Linked DNA regions of Homo sapiens: region 1 is linked to region 2. Evidence: chromatin contacts called from ENCODE Hi-C or POLR2A ChIA-PET data. All regions are on one chromosome and are shown on one strand. Each heading gives the region's core, a stretch centred on a gene start or an enhancer-like site at or near the end of the contact. The rest is flanking DNA. Distances are from core to core; before and after follow the strand shown.

Region 1 (5,574 bases), core at 1,009-3,508, 6.3 Mb after region 2:
TCTCTACTAAAAATACAAAAATTAGCCGGGCATGGTGGTCCGTGCCTGTAGTCCCAGCACTAGGGAGGCTGAGGCAGCAGAGTCGCTTGAACCCGGGTGGCAGAGGTTGCAGTGAGCCAAGATAGTGCCACTGTACTCCAGCCTGGGCGACAGAGCCAGACTCTGTCTCAAAAAAGAAAAGAAAAGAAAAGAGAAGAGGAGAAGAAAAGAAAAGAGCAGGCCGGGCGCGGCGGCTCACGCCTGTAATCCCAGCACTTTGGGACGCTGAGGCGGGAGGATCATGAGGTCAGGAGTTTGAGACCAGCCTGGCCAATATGGTAAAACCCCATCTCTACTAAAAATACAAAAATTAGCCAGGCATGGTTGTGCATGCCTGTAATTCCAGCTACTGGGGAGGCTGACGCAGGAGAATTGCTTGAAGTCGGGAGGCGGAGGTTGCAGTAAGCCAAGATTGTGCCACCGCACTCCAGCCTGGGCAACAGAGTGAGACTGTCTCAAAAAACAAAACGAAACAAGTAATGGAGCAAAGCTTCTGTTGCTCCACATCCTCACTGGCATTTGGTATTTGAGGCATAATCTTAACACATCACAATCAAAGCCAACAGCCAACTTCCAAGCAAGTACATAATACACAAAGCAGAGCTGTGGACAATGTAATTACAACACAACTAAGGTTGAATTAATAAATAAATATTTTATACCATGTTTGTACTTGATAGTGAAAACATCTTCGTTTCAACAATCTGTGGAACACTTATAAAAACTGATATTTTAGGTCACAAAGAAAACTTTCATACATTGCCCAATGCGGAAACTGTACCATAATGTAATAAATGTTGAGATAACGAAAGTTAAAACAGCAACAAAAATAAATAGAGACTACTAAACACTTGTCAAAGTCATTATTGCTTTGGATTAAAGAGGTTTTTTTTTTTTTTTTTGAGATGGAGTCTCGCTCTGTTGCTCAGGTTAGAGTGTAATGGCGCGATCTCAGCTCATTGCAACCTCCGCCTCCCGGGTTCAAGCGATTCTCCTGCCTCAACCTCCTGAGTAGCTGGGATTACAGGGGCCTGCCACCACGCCCGGCTAATTTTTGTATTTTTAGTAGAGACAGGGTTTCGCCATGTTGGCCAGGCTGTTCTTGAACTCCTGACCTGATCCATCCGCCTCCGTCTCCCAGAGTGCTGGGATTACAGGCGTGAGCCACCGCGCCCGGCCAAAGAGGAATTTTTTGAATTTAAAGTCTATATAGAAAATAAGGAAAATAAGAGCCCATTCAACTACAAACCCATAGGGTGAAATGATTTCACTGTCACATACACACACACACACAAAACAATAAATTTTCCGTATTAAGAGGAAAAAAAGGAAAAGAATTCCCAAGGAAAACAGGGAGGCAATAAAGATAACCGGCGACTGTGACTGCTGGTGTACTGTGTCCTCCCCCAGTTAAGCAAACTATCATTCATCCACCTGTATGTCCGGGGAACAGGCTCAATCAACTCTGCGAAGCTTTCCCAAAGTCAGGCTTTCTGTCCTTTGGGCTTCTACAGTAGGCTGTTCATAGCGCTATGTTAGTATTTATTAAAGTTTTGCAATCCCAGGAAGTTTTTCACATCACTCTGCCCTTTAAATACCTTTGTTTACCACTTAGAATGTGCCAGGCAATTGGCATTAATTCACCGAATCCTTACAATTTTTTTTTTTCGCGGTGTGTGTGTGTTGGGGGGGGGCGGCGGGGGGGTATTCCTAATTTCCAGAAACTGAATCTCAGAAAGGTTAACTGAGCAAGGTCACAGAGCGAACGCATCACAAAGTCAGGATGTGGTGCAGATCGGTCCATTTTCAATACAAGCTCTTTCTACCACGACAGGTTATTTTGCACTTGGGGACAGTTTTTAACTTTCCATTCTCAACTCCTATCCTAGCTCCTGGCACAGAACATGTCATCCAAGTTAGGCATCATCGTCGCCTGCTCTTGGTGAAGTTTTCTTTTGCGTACTGCGGAGAGATGCGCTCATTACCAGCTGGCGGTGGAGTCGCTGAAACGCAAATGGATTTGAGACTGAGCGACTCCCATCTCTATGGTTGGTATGTGACCCATCTATCCTCTGGAGGACTCAGCAAGGACTACCAGTCACCAGACAACTTTACGCGCACGTGGTCGCAAGGTGAACTTGCTATTGGTTAATGGCAGTAAAGCCCGCCCATCAGCGCTGGTCTGCTCCTTTAAAAGAACGCCATCGACGCTCCCCTGTCTTTCAGCGCCTGCAGGTTCCGGGAGGTCAGGTTGTATTCCTGGCGGGTCGTCTGGCTGGGTGGGCCCCGGAGGTCGTGGCTCGGGAGCAGGGAGGCGTAGGGGGGCCGGCCTGCTGTGATGACATTCCAATTAAAGCACGTGTTAGACTGCTGACGCGGGTGATGCGAACTGGAGTCTGAGCCTGCCCGAGCGGAGCTGGGAGGGGGCTGGCGGGCGGGCGCGCGCACACCCGCTGATCTATCACTCTCGTTCTTGTAGCTCCCAGCCGAGGACGTCGGATGTCATCGTCCTTGCTGCTTTGCCACCCCATTCCCGTCAATAAAGTGGTTTGAACCCAACCCTGGTGTCGGTGTGTGTCGTTGGCGACGCGCTGTCTTTGAGCCCCCGCCGAGCTTCCTCGTGGCGCCGGGGGTCAATCTGCAGCGCTAGAGCATGTGCTTGCGCATAACTGGGGCCGCCTGGCCTCCCGCGGGCGGCCTTTTTAACCGCGAGCGACAAGAAGTAACCTGACTGTCCGGCTGCTAGGCTGGGCAATTTTCCAGCTGTTTTGCCACGACAGGCCTCAATCCGTAATACCAAGGCTGGAATGGCGTGTTAGGGGGGCGGTGGCTGACGGGGATACGCGGACTCTTGATGCGTAAGGAGTGCCCCTCTGCTCCCATACGTTCCCCAGCCCAGCCTTCCCTGAGTGTATCGCGCGCGCTGTGCCTTCGCCGTGAGTTCGACATAAGTCCCAGGCTGTCGCGTCTGCCATCAGACGCGCAGATTTAGTTGAAGGCAGCGTGGAATGGCGTCTGCAGGGCTGTTGTGTACTTGACATAAACAGATTCGGTGTGGAACTGCATTGAGTTAACTCCTGACTAAAGGGTAATCGACCTGTTTACAAATAACCATGCAGGAGTACTGACAAGCATGGGACTAAAGCTTTGGGCAGGTTAATCTGTCACTCCTAAACAGTTCAAAATTATAGGGCGGTTGTGAAGGTGAATTAGATTTTATATATGGTTGGGGACAACATAGACACCTAGTTACACAGTCCAGATTCAGTGATTGGTAAAAGATCTTCCACAAGGGCTCCAGTGAAAGGTGCATCAGTTCTGAGTACAGGGCAGCAATGGTGGGCAAGGATGCACGTATGCGTTCACTACATGGACATTCGATGAATGAAGGTGTCCCGAATTAACATTATACTAGACAATGAAGGGTGTAAACTGCAGCCCAGGAGCACCACTGCCCTACCCCCTCAGTTACGAACTTTCACTGGATTCTTTAAATGTGGGCTGAAGATAATGGCACATAGTTTGAAGGATGTAGTGAGGATGGCTTTGTAGCCTTAGGACTGGGCAGTGATCAACGCAGTAAATGAAAGCTGCGATTGCCAGGTGAGGGCCCCGGTGCTCTGTACTCATTTTATTGTGCCCCTATCTGAACAGGATTCCGTAGAAATGACTTAGATGCTTATCTAGTATTTGACATTGAGATATTTATTTTGTGAAACAATGCAAGCGATTTTAAATCCCCACATACTATTTGATTAAGTGCAACATGGTACAGTCATGTGTAATCTCTTTACACGATAGTGCATCTAGTCCTTAGCCTTTAGTTATTGCACAACAATTATAAAGACCAGTGACCAGGACACGTGGACTCTGACAGGCAGATCGGCCTACACAACGAAAAATCAGAACAGTACACCAACTGGAATGGTCAAACAATTTAAGTCAAATGTTTTAATGGTGCAATTAAAATAAGGGTTCAAACATGTTTTCAATATATTAATTTCTTTAAAGTCATGTTCAGGCAAGGTGCTGTTTAAAAAACCACTATTAGCTTTGTCCACACATGTAAGTTATCAAAAGTTACCCAAGGTAATTTTGACGTTGAATGCAGCTTTAAACAATAAAAAAATGGTATTAGGTTTACTTCTCGAAGCAAAGAGAGCCCCCAACCTTGTAAACTAAACATTCTGACACAAATGCACAAAATTAAGTTGGCAACATTAATTTTGAGATGTAGTGTGATGCTGAGCAAACTTTTGGTCTTGACTCTTGAAATAATTAAAGAGAGCAGTTCTCCGTTTTGGCCTTCAGGAAGGGAAATCTGCCCATGGAACTCTCCCAATCAGATTAACAAACTGTTTCGATTCCCATATAAACCTGGAGGACACAGGAAACGCCAGATGGAAAAACTGGCTCTGGCTTTCTAACCCCATCCCATCTGTATGAGAGGACCCATCCTGTCATGTGCAGTGTTTGATGTTTTCACATACGCTCCTGTCTCAGGAAAACATTCAAGATTAGCTAGCCCCCAGGTGGTTGTACCTCATTGGTGAAAGGCTTGGGATGGTTTGATCTCATGGCTTTGCCTGATGTTCACATAAATCCCACTGTCCTTACCCAAGCTGATAGCGTGTTGTGTGTGTACTATGGCTACTTGCTTCCCAAATGCACAATTTAATGTGGAAAATAAGTTGCTCTGCCCATCTCTTCTGTCACCGAAATGAAAAGGCTCACAGAATTCCTCTCCCCACCCTCCAGACACATTGCACACTGACATTCTCTGGAAGTGTGGAAGGCCGCATACAAAGTATAGAAGTGAAAAAGTCCACTGTGCACCGGCTGCCTGAAGAAAAGCTTTGGAGGAGTAGAGGAGGCAAGTTGTTCAGCTTTGCTCTTACTGTGCTCATTTGCTGCCACAAACATGGGTAGACTTTTAAAAGCCATGGTGTGGGTCACGTATAACTTCTGGATCCACCATGATTCTTCCATGGTCTCCTTTGCCAAATCAAAGCTTTGCAGCAGGCAATCCAGACAGTTGTCACTAGATGCAGGGAATGACACCTCACAGTGGAATGGGCACTGGCAGGCAGAGGGCAGAAGCAGTCCTTTAAGAAACAGTAGCTGTGGCACAGAGGCCAGTGCTACAGTACAGATGGCGGCCAAGAACCCCACACATCCAGCTCGATGTCACAATATGGGGAACATCTGACATCACCCATCATGGCTGATCAGCAGCCTCCACAGGTGGGTCTTTCAGGAGGCAGGAAGTAGAGCGAGGGTCCATGGCTGAGTGCATTATAGTGATATAAACATCATCCATGTTTGGCATGACAAAAACTTTCTGTAGGAAGATATTAAAGAACAGCTATGTGGAAGAATGCCTTGCCAGGCTGTCACCCTCCTTTGTTCTGATAATTTTAGGGCTTAGACTGATTTTTAAAAGTACATATAAAAACTTGCTATGCATTCCAAACTAATTCTCCCACCATACATACTTTAGAAAGAGTTGAGGAATCATACCAGCGCATGGATACG
Region 2 (5,995 bases), core at 3,179-5,678:
CATAAATGTATAGGGATGCTAAATGTGGCCATAGAAGTGGTTTCTAGCCCACTGTTCCTGAAATTGTTTCAGAAAACTAATAAAATTCTGATGGCCATTCTCCAAACAGTCCCAGTCCTGGCCCTCCACCATTCCTCTCCAAGGAATTTTCTTTCGTTTCTCTCTACCAGCCTCATAGTTCATCTGTCCATTAATCCATTAGCTTCTTCATTCAAGAGACGATTAATAAGCAACTTATATGCCACACAATGGGCTAGGCACTGAAGTTACAAGAATGAATTTGACAATGCCTGGCCCATGACAGTGCTTAATGAATGTTTGTTATTGAATAAAGACAGGGCATTTGGAATGTAGAGCTATTAAAGACAGGCTAAGGCCACAACAGGGGCAGTATGAACAAAATTCAGGGCACACAAAAGGGGAAACATGAAAACAGAAAAGTAGTCCCAAAGAAGTGTGACATCTTTGTTTTTTTTTTTTGTATGAAAAAAATAAGGTGGGGGGCAGCCCCCACCCAGCCAGCCGCCCCGTCTGGGAGGGAGGTAGGGGGCAGTCCCTGCTCCGCCAGCCGCCCCGTCCGGGAGGGAGGTGGGGGGCAGCCCCCGCCTGGCCAGCCGCCCCGTCCGGGAGGGAGGTGGGGGGTAGCCACCGCCCGACCAGCCGCCCCGTCCGGGAGGGAGGTGGGGGGCACCCCCGCCCGGCCACTGCCCCGTCCGGGAGGTGGGGGGCACCTCTGCCCGGCCGCCCCGTCTGGGAAGTGAGGAGCCCCTCTGCCCGGCCGCCACCCCATCTGGGAGGAGTACCCAACAGCTCATTGAGAACGGGCCATGATGACGATGGGGGTTTTGTCGAATAGAAAAGGGGGAAATGTGGGGAAAAGAAAGAGAGATCAGATTGTTACTGTGTCTGTGTGGAAAGAGGTAGACATGGGAGACTCCATTTTGTTCTGTACTAAGAAAAATTCTTCTGCCTTGGGATGCTGTTAATCTATAACCTTACCCCCAACCCCCTGCTCTCTGAAACATGTGCTGTGTCCACTCAGGGTTAAATGGATTAAGGGCGGTGCAAGATGTGCTTTGTTAAACAGATGCTTGAAGGCAGCATGCTCGTTAAGAGTCATCACCACTCCCTAATCTCAAGTACCCAGGAACACAAACACTGCGGAAGAACGCAGGGACCTCTGCCTAGGAAAACCAGACACCCTTGTTCACATGTTTATCTGCTGACCTTCCCTCCACTATTGTCCTATGACCCTGCCAAATCCCCCTCTCCGAGAAACACCCAAGAATGATCAATAAATACTATAAAAAATAAAAAATAATAAAAATAAATTAAAAATAAAAAATAAAAAAAAGAAAAAATAGAGAACTTTAAAGATATTTTTAAGAATGTTGCTAGGAGGCCGGGCACGGTGGCTCACACCTGTAATCCCAACACTTTGGGAGGCAAGGCGGGCGGATCACGAGGTCAGGAGTTTGAGACCAGCCTGACCAACATGGTGAAACCCCATCTCTACTAAAAATACAAATTAGCCAGGCATGGTGGCGTGAGCCTGTAATCCCAGCTACTCAAGAGGCTGAGGCAGGAGAACAGCTTGAACCCGGGAGGTGGAGGTTGCATGGGGCTGAAATTACACCACTGCACTCCAGCCTGGGTGGCAGAGCGAGACTCCATCTCAAAAAAAAAAAAAAAGAATGTTCCTAGGCAACCATTAGGAGCACATTTTCTGTGACTATTTAAGTTTTGGAAAAAAAGAGAATAAAGAGGCCGGGCGCGGTGGCTCACGCCTGTAATCCCAGCACTTTGGGAGGCCGAGGCAGGCGGATCACGAGGTCAGGAGATTGAGACCATCCTGGCTAACACGGTGAAACCCTGTCTCTACTAAAAATACAAAAAATTAGCCAGCTGTGGTGGTGGGCGCCTGTAGTCCCAGCTACTCAGGAGGCTGAGGCAGGAGAATGGCATGAACCCGGAAGGCAGAGTTTGCAGTGAGCCGAGATTGCGCCACTGCACTCCAGCCTGGGAGACAGAGTGAGACTCCATCTCGAAAAAAAAAAAAATACTTAGATCAGAAAAAAACAAAACTTTTTTTTTTTTTGGAGACAGGGTCTCCCTCTGTTGCCCAGGCTGGAGTGCAGTGGTGCACTCTCAGCTCACTGCAACCTCCACCTTCTAGTTTCAAGCGATTCTCCCACCTCAGCATCCAAAGTAGCTGGGACTACAGGTGCCCACCACCAAGCCCGGCTAATTTTTGGTATTTTAGTCAAGACAGGGTTTCACCATATTGCCCAAGGTGGTCTCGAACTCCTGAGCTCAGGCAATCTGCCCACCTCAGCCTCCCAAAGTGCCAGGATTACAGGCGTGGGCCACCGTGCCTGGCCCAGAAAAAAAAAATTCTTAAATAATCATTATCAATACTGACAAGGATAAAGTAAGAACTCTCAGAAACTGCTAATCAGAGTGTAAACTAAGACAACTACTTTTTTTTTGGTAGAGACAAGTCCTGCTATGTTGCCCAGGGTGGTCTCAAACTCCTGGGCACAAGCTATCCTCCCTTATGCCTCCCAAAGCACTAGGATTACAGGCACAAGCCACCACATCCAGCCTGTGATTTCTTTTTATGCTTTCTTTGTGTATCTAAATTTTCTACAAGTAGCATGTGTTGCTTTTATAATAAAAGAGGAAGTATTCTTGCCACTGAGCTTAAGAAAAAGAAAAAAAAAGAGAAAAGGGATGCTAAAAAAAAATAAAGAACACATGATTTTCCTTCAAATTCCTAGTGATTGTCTCTCTCTGTCGCCCAGGCTGGAGTGCAGTGGTGGGATCTCGGCTCACTGCAACCTCCACCTCCCAGGTTCAAGCAATTCTCCTGTCTCAGCCTTCCGAGTAGCTGGGACTACAAGCACCCACCACCATGCCCGGCTAATTTTTGTATTTTTAGTAGAGACGGGGTTTCACCATGTTGGTCTGACTGGTCTCGAACTCCTGACTTCAGGTGATCCGCCCGCCTTGGCCTCCCAAAGTGTTGGGATTACAGGCGTGAGCCACCGCACCCGGCCTCTCTTAGACTTTCAAGCATCCTTTCATCTGAGTGGCTTCAAAGAGCCGGACTACTAGATCCACAGACCACGTTCCTCCTATCTCCACTCGTGGAGAAGGCCGGCATAATGATCACCATAAGCTTGGAGTCAGAGATGTGATTCCCAGATCTGCCACCCTCCTATATATTTAGTAATTACAAGAAGTTAGCTAATTTCCTTGAGCTTCGCAGTCTCCTTGAATAAAATGGAAACAAGAATGCCTTCCTTACAAGTTAGAGTAAGGCCTTTAGAGAATGAGATAATGCTTGCAAAGAGCTTAGTACAGTGCCTGGCCCAAAGCAGATGCCCAGAAACATGCGGCTATAATTGCAATGATCTTTCGGTTGCTGGGCTCCAGATTCCACTTTTCAGAACTTCAGTTTCACTATGAGGAAGGGGTGCTGCCTCCCTAATTTGGCTAGATAAGCCTTCTCCACAGGGCAAACCCCTGACTCAATTTCATGTTTGAATTCCCAGACTGCTACCGAAACCTTCCCTTCTGAAGTTCTGTTGCCTCCTGTCCACTACAGGGCTGAGCACTCACGCTCTAATCCGATCCTCGTGGTACCAGATGTCTTGGATGGGAGCTTTGGCTTTGCCATATCGCACTCGAGGCCTTTGGAAGACGGGCTCCCTCAGCGGGGGAAAGGCGTCATATACGTCAAACCACAGGGGCTTCTCCTTCAGCACCCCGGCCCGAACCAGGTCCCGAGTCCTTAGGGAGGGAACAGAACGAAACTGGGTCACTTGCAGTAGCCTGCCAAAGCCCCTGAATCAGTCTAGCACAGTTTGGGACATTAAAGGTATTATGCGGTCTGCAACACAGAACGGGGAAGGACTGCTCCCCACCTACAGAGAAGATCTGTCCACATCCCAAACCAAACTTAACAACGCTCAGGAGAGTTAAATCCCTCTATCTTCTTTTGTGCGTCCCACCCACGTTCGGTCACGGAAAAATGCAAAGAGCGGTCTTGCATGACCTGATAAGGAAGGCCCATCAGGCTCTTCCTCCCTTCCTCTTCCTAGAGACCTCCACTCGGGGAGAGGCAGCTGCAATAATCTTTAACATGACACATAAATTCAAGGAGAGGCATCCTCAGGCACAACTATTCGGAGCCAGGAGAAAACATGAGAGGGCCTCACCCAGCTCAGCCCCCGCACCCTGCAATACGCCTCGCCCTGCTCAGGTCCGCTCCAAGGAAGAGCGTGACCGGCTGAGAACCCCAGCCTGGGGGAGGCACCCTCAGCCCACCACGGCTGGGAGCACACACCGAGAGAAGATGCTCCCTACGGTTTCCAGCCGGCTGCCTGCCATGATCTGCGCCTGGTACCGAGCGTGACTAGCTGCTACCGGAACCGGAAGCGGCTGCTCCAGGTAAAGGGCGCATAAGTTGCTGGCCGAGCCAAGGATCGCTGGGCTTTCACCGCAGCCCCTGCGGGAGAGCGGCGCAGGCAGAAGCAAGTGATAGGCCGAACGGGCGCGCTCCGAGGTTACTTGCCAGGTTCAGGCAGGAGCACTCGATAGCCGAGCCAAAAGGGCAGGAGCGAGCCAAAGCCGGACAGAAGTAATAAATGACCGAGCTGTGGGAGGGATTCATCATGATGGTTGCTTTACTCTCTCTCGCCTTGTTGAGCCAACTCCTCTGAAAAGGTGGGGCCGCGCGGAGGAGAAGTAGTGGGGCAGAGCAGGGGTGAAGCGCAGCCTACAGTCCTAGGGGAGCCAACAAAGGCCGAGATTTGAGGTCACCAGCTCTAGGCCCAGGCTGAGCCTAATGTTGTTTAGAGTCACAGACTACGCAGAAGAAAACCAAGGCCGGGGAGGGGCCGTCACTTGCCCAGCGTCGTGCTAGATCTCGGGCCTCCGCCTCTGGCTGTGTAGTGCTCCCCACTAAGCCCCTCGTCCCCGGAGTGCCACCTGCATCCACGCTAACTAGGATGCTGGCTGCAACTCGTGTTTCCCGCGGCCGGTGTCGCGGGCTACCTCCTCCTTGGAACTCGAAAAGTGAAAGTGTCCGGAACAAACAGACGCCGAGAGGGAAACGAAAAAATCTGGAGAAAGTCATCTCTCAGTGTTAAACTGTAAAAAAATATAAACTGTGTGTAGCATACCCTTTGACCCAGTAATCATATTTCGGGGAAAGAACCCCTTAGAAATTAAAGCATCAATTCATGAGGATGTTTGTGCAAGGATCATCGTTGCAGCATTGTTTGTAGTGGGAAAAAAAATCCATCAGATGAGAAATAGCTGGAAAATTATTGTTCATACTTTCTTTGGAACCCTATGCAGCTATTAAAATGAATGAGCTAGATCCACATGTATTTACCAAGGTTAAGGTACATGACTTATGTTTAAATGAAAAACGAAGTTGCAAAGAAACATGTTTAGTGGAATCTCAACGTGTTAGAAAAAAAAAAGGAAAAAGAAACACCTCTATATATGTTTGTGTTTGAGGATAGAAATTCTGCAGAAGGACACCCAAGGCTGTGAACATTGGATATCTCGGAGTGAAACTGCAGGCAGGCAAGGGAGAATTTTTTCTTCCTTTACACATGCTTCAGAGTTTGACTTGTAAAGAGATTGTATTCATATTTGAACTTTTAATCCAATGAATGTTTTGAATCACACACAATGTCTCCTGGGAGCCTAGTCAAGTCATCCTAGAGTCCTCCCACTCTGAGGCTGGTGAAGGGGAGGACGGGACTGTTTGATGAGTAGTTACTGCTTGTGTGTGTTATCTTACTGAATCCACATACCTTCCCATAAGGTAGCTATTAACATCCTCATTATAGATGAGAAAGCAAGGCCTCAGGAAGTTACATAACTTGTCTGATAAGCAACTGATAGAGCCAGCCTTGGGGGGGTGGGGCAGCCAGGGCCCTTTCCAGTGCCTCACAATGCCGCCTAAGCTATGCCT

What was found. A loop is a pair of places that touch in the nucleus more often than their neighbours do. ChIA-PET counts read pairs that join two places held with the same protein, here RNA polymerase II (POLR2A). Pooled maps may share reads with other maps.
Region 1: a pooled map shows a loop between it and region 2 (18-fold over the local background). The contact joins the promoter of SNHG25 here to the promoter of MRPS23 in region 2. A Hi-C loop is called at or near these places in 1 of 168 maps with a recorded cell type or tissue (tibial artery) and 1 of 50 pooled maps. POLR2A ChIA-PET finds 5 or more read pairs at or near these places in 1 of 52 experiments (H1).

The regions. Positions count from the first base shown.
Region 1 is chr17:64,143,712-64,149,285 of GRCh38, forward strand. It overlaps SNHG25 (small nucleolar RNA host gene 25), which reads left to right and starts at 2,259. Exons shown (of 2, transcript NR_132278.1): 1 at 2,259-2,289; 2 at 2,519-2,598. SNORD104 (small nucleolar RNA, C/D box 104) reads left to right here and starts at 2,367; the gene lies at 2,367-2,446. SNORA50C (small nucleolar RNA, H/ACA box 50C) reads left to right here and starts at 2,628; the gene lies at 2,628-2,760. TEX2 (testis expressed 2) reads right to left here. Exons shown (of 12, transcript NM_001288732.2): 12 at 3,516-5,380. The coding sequence ends at 5,258. RefSeq lists enhancers at 1,946-2,500, 2,478-2,687.
Region 2 is chr17:57,845,616-57,851,610 of GRCh38, forward strand. MRPS23 (mitochondrial ribosomal protein S23) reads right to left here and starts at 4,429. Exons shown (of 5, transcript NM_016070.4): 1 at 4,352-4,429; 2 at 3,625-3,795. The coding sequence starts at 4,395. RefSeq lists enhancers at 617-1,224, 4,410-4,739, 4,415-4,924.